2 separate regions of the Homo sapiens genome follow, and region 1 is linked to region 2. Evidence: read pairs that join two places in POLR2A ChIA-PET (ENCODE). Cell type or tissue: OCI-LY7. All regions are shown on one strand. Links, peaks and the distances in the headings refer to the core of each region. The heading gives the core; the rest is flanking DNA.

The links. ChIA-PET counts read pairs that join two places held together with the same protein. Peaks named below come from ENCODE experiments on the same cell type or tissue, not always from the same donor. Only the 100,000 strongest peaks of a DNase experiment are listed, where the experiment ranks them.
Region 1: POLR2A ChIA-PET joins it to region 2 with 9 read pairs; 2 of 35 experiments call an interaction of 5 or more read pairs at or near these places.

What each region holds. Positions count from the first base shown.
Region 1 is chr1:11,766,758-11,771,140 of GRCh38, reverse strand. C1orf167 (chromosome 1 open reading frame 167) reads right to left here. Exons shown (of 21, transcript NM_001010881.2): 3 at 4,056-4,383; 4 at 3,877-3,920; 5 at 2,866-3,064; 6 at 2,014-2,168. Among named protein-coding and RNA genes, the nearest start is that of C1orf167, 6.8 kb to the right of the region's middle. In OCI-LY7, for the core only: no CTCF peak of the experiment used is centred there; no DNase peak of the experiment used is centred there.
Region 2 is chr1:11,862,155-11,866,537 of GRCh38, reverse strand. No RefSeq gene overlaps it. Among named protein-coding and RNA genes, the nearest start is that of NPPB, 5.4 kb to the right of the region's middle. In OCI-LY7, for the core only: a CTCF peak has its summit at 862; DNase peaks (open chromatin) are centred at 837 and 2,537.

The DNA.
Region 1 (4,383 bases), core at 302-4,301, 96 kb after region 2:
TTGAGACCAGCCTGGCCGACATAGTGAAACTCCGTCTCTACTACAAAAAAAAAAAAAAAAAAAAAAAAAAATATATATATATATATATATACACACACACACACACACATACACACACACGCTGCCAGAGGTGATATATACACACACACACACACACACACACACACAAATTAGCCAGTGTGGTGGCACACACTTGTAGTCCCAGCTACTCGGGAGGCTGAGGCATGAGAATTGCTTGAGCCTGGGAAGCACAGGTGGCAGTGAGCAGAGATCACACTACTGTACTCCAGCCTGGGTGACAGAGCAAGGCTCTGTTTAAAAAAAAAAAAATACCCAACTGTAGTAGAAAATTGGGGAAATAAAGAAAAAAATAACCAGAGGCCGGGCGCAGTGGCTCACGTCTATAATCCCAGCACTGTGGTAGGTTGAGGCAGGCAGATACCTTGAGGCCAGGAGTTTGAGACCAGCCTGACCAACATGGCGAAACCCCATCTCTACTAAAAATACAAAAATACAAAAAAAAAAAAAAATCAGCCAGGCGTGGTGGTGTGTGCCTATAATCCCAGCTACTTGGGAGCCTGAGGCGGGAGAATCGCTTGAACCCAGGAGGCGGAGGTTGCAGTGAGCCAGATTGTTCCACACACTCCAGCCTGGGCAACAGAGCGATACTCTGACTCGAAAAAAAAAAAAAGAAAAATATAACCGACTTTAATCCCACTGTCCCAGAGATAAGCATAGTTTCCATTTTAGCATTTTTAAATGAAATATCTTTTACTCCTTAATTGTGGTAAAATACACATCAGAAAGTTTACCATTGTAACCATTTTTAAGTGTACAGTTCAGCAGTGTTAGGGATTTTCACATTGCACATTTTCAGGTTTTTTTTTTTCTTTCTGGTCCTTTTTCTATGCACCATGTGGTTTCTATGCAACTATGTGGTTGGGAAAAATATTTTGGATACATTTTTATGCTCCTTTAAGAAAAATTTAACATTGCCACACCATTTTCCCTTTTTTTTAAAAAATGCTATGCAAATATTCATAAAAATACTTCCAGGGAGGGGGCTATGAAAGGATGAAGCTTTCAAGTTAATTAATAGACTTCCAACTATTTGGAATATTTTTCAAATTGAGCATGCATTACTGCTATGATTGGAAACATAACCAGTAAAAAATCTTCCTGGCCAGGCGTGGTGGCTGGCTCATGCCTGTAATCCCAGCTCTTTGGGAGGCCGAGGCAGGTGGATCACTTGAGGTCCTGGCTAATACGGTGAAACCCCGTCTCTACTAAAAATACAAAAAATTAGCCGGGCATGGTGGTGGGCGCCTGTAGTCCCAGCTACTCGGGAGGCTGAGGCAGGAGAATGGCGTGAACCTGGGAGGCGGAGCTTGCAGTGAGCTGAGATTGTGCCACTGCACTCCAGCCTGGGCGACAGAGCGAGACTCCATCTCAAAAAAAAAAAAAAACTTCCTAAACATCATATTGGATGGTTGCTAATTGTTCATCACATGGTCAAACCATCATTTCCTCACTCACTGTTGAGCATTTAGGCTGCTTTTCAGCTTGTTTTTTTGAGACAGGGTCTTGACCTGTTGCCCAGGCTGGAGTGCAGTGGCATGATCATAGCTCACTGCAGCCTTGATTTCCTGGCCTCAAGTGATCCTCCTGCCTCAGTCTCTAGAGTAGCTGGGACTACAAGCATGCCCCCATGCCTGGCTAAATGTTTACATTTTTTTGCTAGAGACGGGGTCTCGCTATGTTGCCCAGGTTGGTGTCTAACTCCTGGCCGAGGCCTCCCAAAGTGTTGGGATTATAGGTGTGAGCCACCGTGCCTGGCTGTTTTGAAGTTTTTACAATTATAAATGATGCCATGATGGACATCTTTTTTGCATAAATCTTTGCCCACATCTGCTTATTTCATTCCCATTCTTTTGTGGGGATGAGGAAGTAGTGGGGGCAAGGCAGGAAGTTGGGGAAGAAAGGCCACCGGCTTCCCAGGCAACACTGACCAACCTGGTGTGTTCCAGCCTGCTTCTCTGGGCGGGGTCCACCACTGTGCTTCTTCCCAAGGAGAGGCCTTTGCCCTGGGCTCTCCTGGAGGGCGGGGACCCTGGCCCAGCCTGCATGTGGGGCTGTACTTGTTTCTGCTGTAAAGCCAGGTTTCTCCACTGGCTCAAGAGAGAAGGGGAAAGGAGATGTTGGCCTTGAATCTGCCTCCCAAGGGAACACCAGGCAGGGGCGGGGACAGGAGTAACACATGCCTATCAGATTCCACAGCCTGTGGTCTTAACCATTACTCTGCCTATTCATTCCTTCTTTGGGAATGAAGGAATGAATGAATGAACAAATATAGAGCGATGCATCCCAAGAGGCAACGCTTTCCTTAAAAGATGAAAGCTGCGACTGGACCCTCTCAGAGCACCCCTTTCCCAAGGAGGGAAGGACACAGATGCTCCCTCCCAGCCCTGGCTGGCAAACCTCTAATAAAAAATAGCAACCACTTATCTACTAGCTTGCTATATGCTAGGCAGAGTTCTGAGTCCCTTATTAATTTAATCTCACAACGACCCTGAGAGAGGTATGTTCTATTATCATCATCATCCCATTTTAGAGATAAAGAGACTGGGGCACAGAGAGGTTAGGTAACTTGCCCAAGGTCACGCAGCTAGAAAGTGGTAGAGGGGGCAGGATTTGAACTCAGGCAGAGCTGATTCAGGTGTGTGGACTCACAACTACACCCTTTACTGCTGATCATTCATGAGGTGCCACCTATGCCCAGTGGGTGTCCTCTCCGTAGACTGAGTCTCCTCCCCAGACACACCACTGCTTCACACGGCCCCCTGGCCCAACCTGGAGACCGCTGACCTCTCGGAAGCTCCGGACCAGCAGAACCTTTGTGTACTGCCCCCATGCTGCCTCCAGCTGAGCCTCCCGGAGCCACAAGGCCTGAAGGCACTTTCGCAACAGCTGCCAGCGGCCCAGTGCCACTGCCGCCGCCGCTGGCTCCCGCTGCCTCTTCACCAAGTGCCTCCAGGATCGAAAACATCTGGACAACAGCTGCCAGCTGGGGACAGACCAGGGCTGATCAGGGTGTGGACTGCCCTCCTATCCCCAGGGACAGCCCAGTGGCTGGATACCCTCTGAGATGCCTTTCCAGCAATCAGTAGGGTGATGACCCACGCCACAACAGGAGTATCACACTGCAGACTGGAAGAACTTCCCTCTTACTGATGGCTGGACTTGGAAACCCCACACAAGCAAGGCCCTGGGGGTGGGAGAATGCCCTCTTTATTTCTTTTATATATATATAATTTTGAGACAGAGTCTTGCTCTGTCACCCAGGCTGGAGTGCAGTGGCATGATAACGGTTCACTGCAGCCTCGACCTCCTGGGCTCAAGTGATCCTCCCACCTCAGCCTCCTGCGTAGCTGAGACTACAGACATGCACCACCCCACCCGGCTGATTTTTGTAATTTTTTTTGTAGAGACGGGGTTTTGCCATGTTGCTCAGGCTGGTCTTGAACCCCTGAGCTCAAGCAATCTGCCTGCCTCAGTCTCCCGAAGTGTTGAGATTACAGGCATGAGCCACCGCATCCAGCCAGAGATTGCCCTGTTTGCCGAAAACCCAGGGTGGCCTTGGAAGTTCAGGACACTCAGTGTCCCAAACCCATGAGCATCAGTCCCTTCGTTCTTGTCCCTGGGGCCCTGGAGGCTCCCTTCATCCCCCAGCAGGGACAGGTAGTAAGTTCCTCTTCCTTGAAACCCTGCCTCCTCTCCATCAGGCCCTCATCTCCATTTGGACAGGCAAATGGGAGCGGAGTCCTGAGCACGTGTCCCCCAACTCCAACCCCTGTCCCCACCCAGCCATGGCCTCACCAGATTGCCTCAGACTCTGGGGCTGTGATGTTTTGTGCCTTGTTCTGGGAAAGCAAGAGTACATAACACAGTTCTCAGGCCAAGCAGCAGGCAGGACAGGGCACCCCCTGCCAAGCCTCCCTGCCCTGGAGCAACACCTCCTACCCCCTACCCCACCTCCAGCCTCCCCGGGCCTCTACCTTCGACGCACTGCTCGCTGGGACTGTGTCTGACAGATGGAAAGCTGTCCTCTCCTCCTCCCTGTGGACCCGCTCCCTCGGGGCCCCCTCCTCTCCTTTCTGCTTGGGTGAGACTCCCCAGGCTGTGTTGGAGAAGGCTGAGGAACAGGGGTCGGTCCCCCTGCTTCCCACCCCTCGAGGGAGACTGGGGTCACCCCTCTGTGCCCTGCCATCTTGAGACCAGGGGGAGCAGCTGTCCCCTGACCCTAGGGGGTGGGCAGGAGGGAGCCCCTGCTCAGGATTAAGGGAATCCTTGGTCCGTGTCCCCAAAGTGGTCTCAGGTGACATT
Region 2 (4,383 bases), core at 119-4,118:
TCTACAAAAAATCTAAAAATTGGCTGGACGTGGTGGTGTGTGCCTGTAGTCCAGCGGCTCAGGAGGCTGAGGTGGAAGGATTGCTTGAGCCTGGGAGGTCAAGGCTGCAGTGGACCATGATTGCACCACTGTCCTCCGGCCTGGGCAACAGAGTGAGATCCTATCTCAAAAAAAGTTAACCTCAGTATCTCAGAATGTGACTATATTTGAAGACAGGGCCTTTAAAGGGGTAATTATCAGGTTCGTTCAAAAATCATTGCAGTTTGCCATTACGTTTCATGGCCAAAACCACAATGACTTTTGCACCAACCTATACTTTGAAATGTGGTCATTAGGGTGGGCCCTAATCCAATATGACTGGTGTTCTTATAAGAAGAGGAGGCCAGGCACAGTGGCTCGTGCCTGTAATCCCAGCACTTTGGGAGGCCGAGGTGGGTGGATCACCTGAGGTCGGGAGTTTGAGACCAGCCTGACCAACATGGAGAAACCCTATCCCTACTAAAAATACAAAAATTAGCCGGGCGTAGTGGTGCACGCCTGTGATCTCAGCTACTCAGGAGGCTGAGGCAGGAGAATCGCTTGAACCCGGGAGGTGAAGGTTGCAGTGAGCCGAGATTGCGCCATTGCACTCCAGCCTGGGTGACAAGAGTGAAACTCTGTATCCAGAAAAAAAAAAAAAAAGAGGAGGTTAGGACACAGATATGTACAGAGGGAGACCATGGGAGGACACAGGAAGAGACGGCATCTGCAGCCAAAGAAAGAGGCCTCAGGAGAACCAGCCCCACCCACACCTTGATCTTGGACTCCCAGTCCTCAGAACTGATAGACAGTACACATCTGTTGTTCAAGCCCCCTGTCTGTGGTTCTTTGTTACTGCAGCCCTGGCAAACAACTACAGGAGGAAATTATGGATCCTGTAGAAACTAACGAGGAAGAAGATGCCCCCACCCCTTTCCTCCAATACTCCCCATCATCATCATTCATTTTAAGACCATGCTTTCAGCTGGGTGCAGTGGCTCACACCTGTAATCCCAGCACTTTGGGAGGCTGAGGCAGGCGGATCACTTGAGGCCGGGAGTTTGAGACCAGCCTCGCCAATATGGCAAAACCCTGTCTCTACTAAAAATACAAAAATTAGCTGGGTGTGGTGGCACACGCCTGTAATCCCAGCTACTCAGGAGGCTGAGGATGAGACTCTGTTGAACCCGGGAGGTGGAGGTTTGTTGCAGTGAGCCGAGATTGCACCACTGCACTCCAGCCTGGGTGATAGGGCGAGATTCTGGGACGGACCTCTTATCCTTTCTCCGGCAGCCTCACACCTGCTGAGCCATGCCCCTGCTGTTGAGAGACATGAAGAAAGCCAGGCTTCTGATTTTTCTCTCCAGCTCCTTAAGGTTGTTGAACACATTTTCTGCTTTTTGTCTGACCAAAGGGGACTAACTCACATTACAAAAGGAGAGAGTTAAATCAGACAATGTTCAGGACATTTGTCTGCAAAGACTCTGAGACTCCGGCTGTTATCGAGGGCTGAAATATCTTGTTTTCAAACATTTCTAAGAAAAAGGCAGGCAGTTTCTTTTGGAGACTGTCAGTTAAGAATCTTTAGAATGGAAGTGACAGAAATCTAATTAAGTTGCTTTGGGGAAAAAGAGGTCGAAGGGGCAGATTTATTGGCTCACATAACTGCAAAGTCCAAAGTAGATTGACATCAGGCATTGCTGGATCCAGGGACTTGAATGCTGTCACCAGAATGCCAGCGATGGGGAAAATATGGGTGAAGCACAGTTCTTTCTGGAGGTGGTAGGAAGGATAAGGTGACCCTTTCAGAGTCCCTTGTTCCTAAGCAAGGGGAGGGAGGGAGGGAGGAAGTGGGGGGCGGGGGAGACAGAGAGAGAGAGAGAGAATATTACCTGGCAACACACAGTAATTTCTATGCTCAGAAATTGCTGGTGAGGCTGGACATGGAGGGTTGGAAGTTTTTGGTTTTGTTATTGTTGTTATTGTTGTTATTGTTGAAGACAAGGTCTCACTCTGTCGCCCAGGCTGGAGTGTAGTGGGGTGATCCTGGGCTCCTGGGCTCAGGTGATCCTCCCGTTTCAGCCTTCCAAGTAGCTAGGACTATAGGTGACACCACCATACCCGGCTATTTTTTATTTTATTTAATTAATTTCTTTCTTTCTTTTTTTTTTTTTTGTAGAGGCAGGGTCTCACGATGTTGCCCAGGCTGGCTTTCAACTTCTGGGTTCAAGCAATCCTCCCACCTGGGCCTTCCAAAGTGCTGGGATTACAGGTGTGCACCACCACACCAGACTGAGTGGTGGGAATTAGTAATTATTTTCTTTCAAGCTGCCAAGCACAGCCCTCCCTCTGTTAACCATGTCTAGAGATTTACTTCAAGAGCAGAGAAGGTCTACAGACCCATGCTGGTTTCCAAAGCACCCCCTAACACACACACACACACACACACACACACACACACACACACTTGTGTGCACACCTGCATGTCTGCCACAGCTGTGAAGGGCCTGATGGCCCTATGCAGGTGGTTTCTGGCTTTTGGAGGAAGTCTAAGGGTCACAGAAGACAGAGGCACTACTGGGGAAGTGGGAGCTAGCAATCTCACCTATAAAATGGGGTAAGCTGGTAAGCTGGCCAGGCGTGGTGGCTCACAGCAGTAATCACAGCACTTTGGGAGGCCAAGGCAGGAGGATCACTTGAGCTTAGGAATTCAAGACCAGCCCAGGCAACATGGCGAAACCCTGTCTCTACAAAAAATATGAAAAATTTCTAAAAGTTAGCCAGGTGTGGTGGTGCATGCCTGTAGTCTCAGCTACTCAGGGGGCTGAGGCAGGAGAATTGCTTTAGCCTGGGGGAGTCAAGGCTGCAGTGAGCCAAGGTAGCCCCACTGCACTCCAGCCTGGGTGACAGAGTGAGACTCTGTCTCAAAAAAAAATGTGTATAGTATATATATAGGGTGAGTTGACTTATTACAACTAGGGCTTTTGTGCCTGGCAGAAACCTTAGTCTAATCCTTTCACTCTACACAAAGGGAAACCATCCTAGAACAGAGAAGCAAACCGAGCAGAATCTTCGGAACAGGCCGGGCACGGTGACTCACATCTGTAATCCCAGCAATTTGGGGGGCAGAGGCAGGCGGATCACCTGAGGTCAGGAGTTCGAGACCAGCCTGACCAACATGGTGAAACCCCATCTCTACTAAAAATAAAAAATTAGTTGGGTGTGGTGGCACGTGCCTCTAGTCCCAGCTACTCAGGAGGCTGAGACAGGAGAATCACTTGAACCCAGGAGGCGGAGGTTGCAGTGAGCTGAGATCGCACCACTGCATTCCAGCCTGGGTGAAAGAGGAAGACTGCATCTCAAAAAAATTAAAAAAAAAAAAAAAGAATCCCTGGAACAGAGCCACACCGTGAGTCAGCCACGGGCAGAGACGAGCCTGCCTCCTGCCTCCTGGGTCAGTGCTCCTCTGTTTCCTCCTTTGCTTCCCCCAGGTGCCCAGTGCTCTCATACCATCCACTTTGGCTGCCCAGGACTAGACTGGAGATTGAGGCCAGAGGGAAGCTACAGAAAAATCTTGCAGCTGGAGTCCTACTCTCTGACTAGTCAAACCTTGTATTCTGCACAGCTTCTTCCTTCTGCAGAGAGCATAGGGGTGGTAGCTGATCCATTAACCAGCCCTTCTAGCCTCTGCTTGTGCATCTGCTCTGCCCAGAGTGCCCTCCCCATCTTCCATCTTCCTTCTTGTGGCTAACTCATTCTTATCCTTCAAAGCCTTAGCCCAGCCCCACCTTCTCCAACAAACTCCCTTCTCGACTGCGCACTCCTGCTGTGCTCACAGAGCATCCAGGACTCACTGCCACTGTATCTGTCACTCACTGTGGCAGCCTGGGGAGCCTGTGATTGTGCCCACCTTTCCCCCTGCACTGTAAGCTTCTCAATGGCAGGGACTTTCTTGTCCGTTATGTATCCCCACCTTCCAGCAGAAATATTAGATTTTAACCTGCACAGTCTCATTTTATGCTCACAACAACCCTATGAGGTAGCCATGAGAAAACAAGGAGAGAGAGGAAGCAACTTGCCCAACACACAAAGGTAGCAAGAAGTTGATGTGAAATTGAGCCCAGACTGTGATTTCAGTCTTGGGTCTGGGCTACTGTGACCCCAGGGTCTCGGTGAAAGTTTGTTGAATGACTTAAGGGTCTTATTTCTTTCTGTGTGGCCAGATTAAGCACTTAGAGTTGGATGGTGGTGGGGAACCAATACTTCTACCATAACAACATTTGCTGAGGGCTTACTATGGGAGAGACACTATGCTTGGCATTTGACATATACTCTATTAATTTCCCATTGCTGCTGAAACAAAGT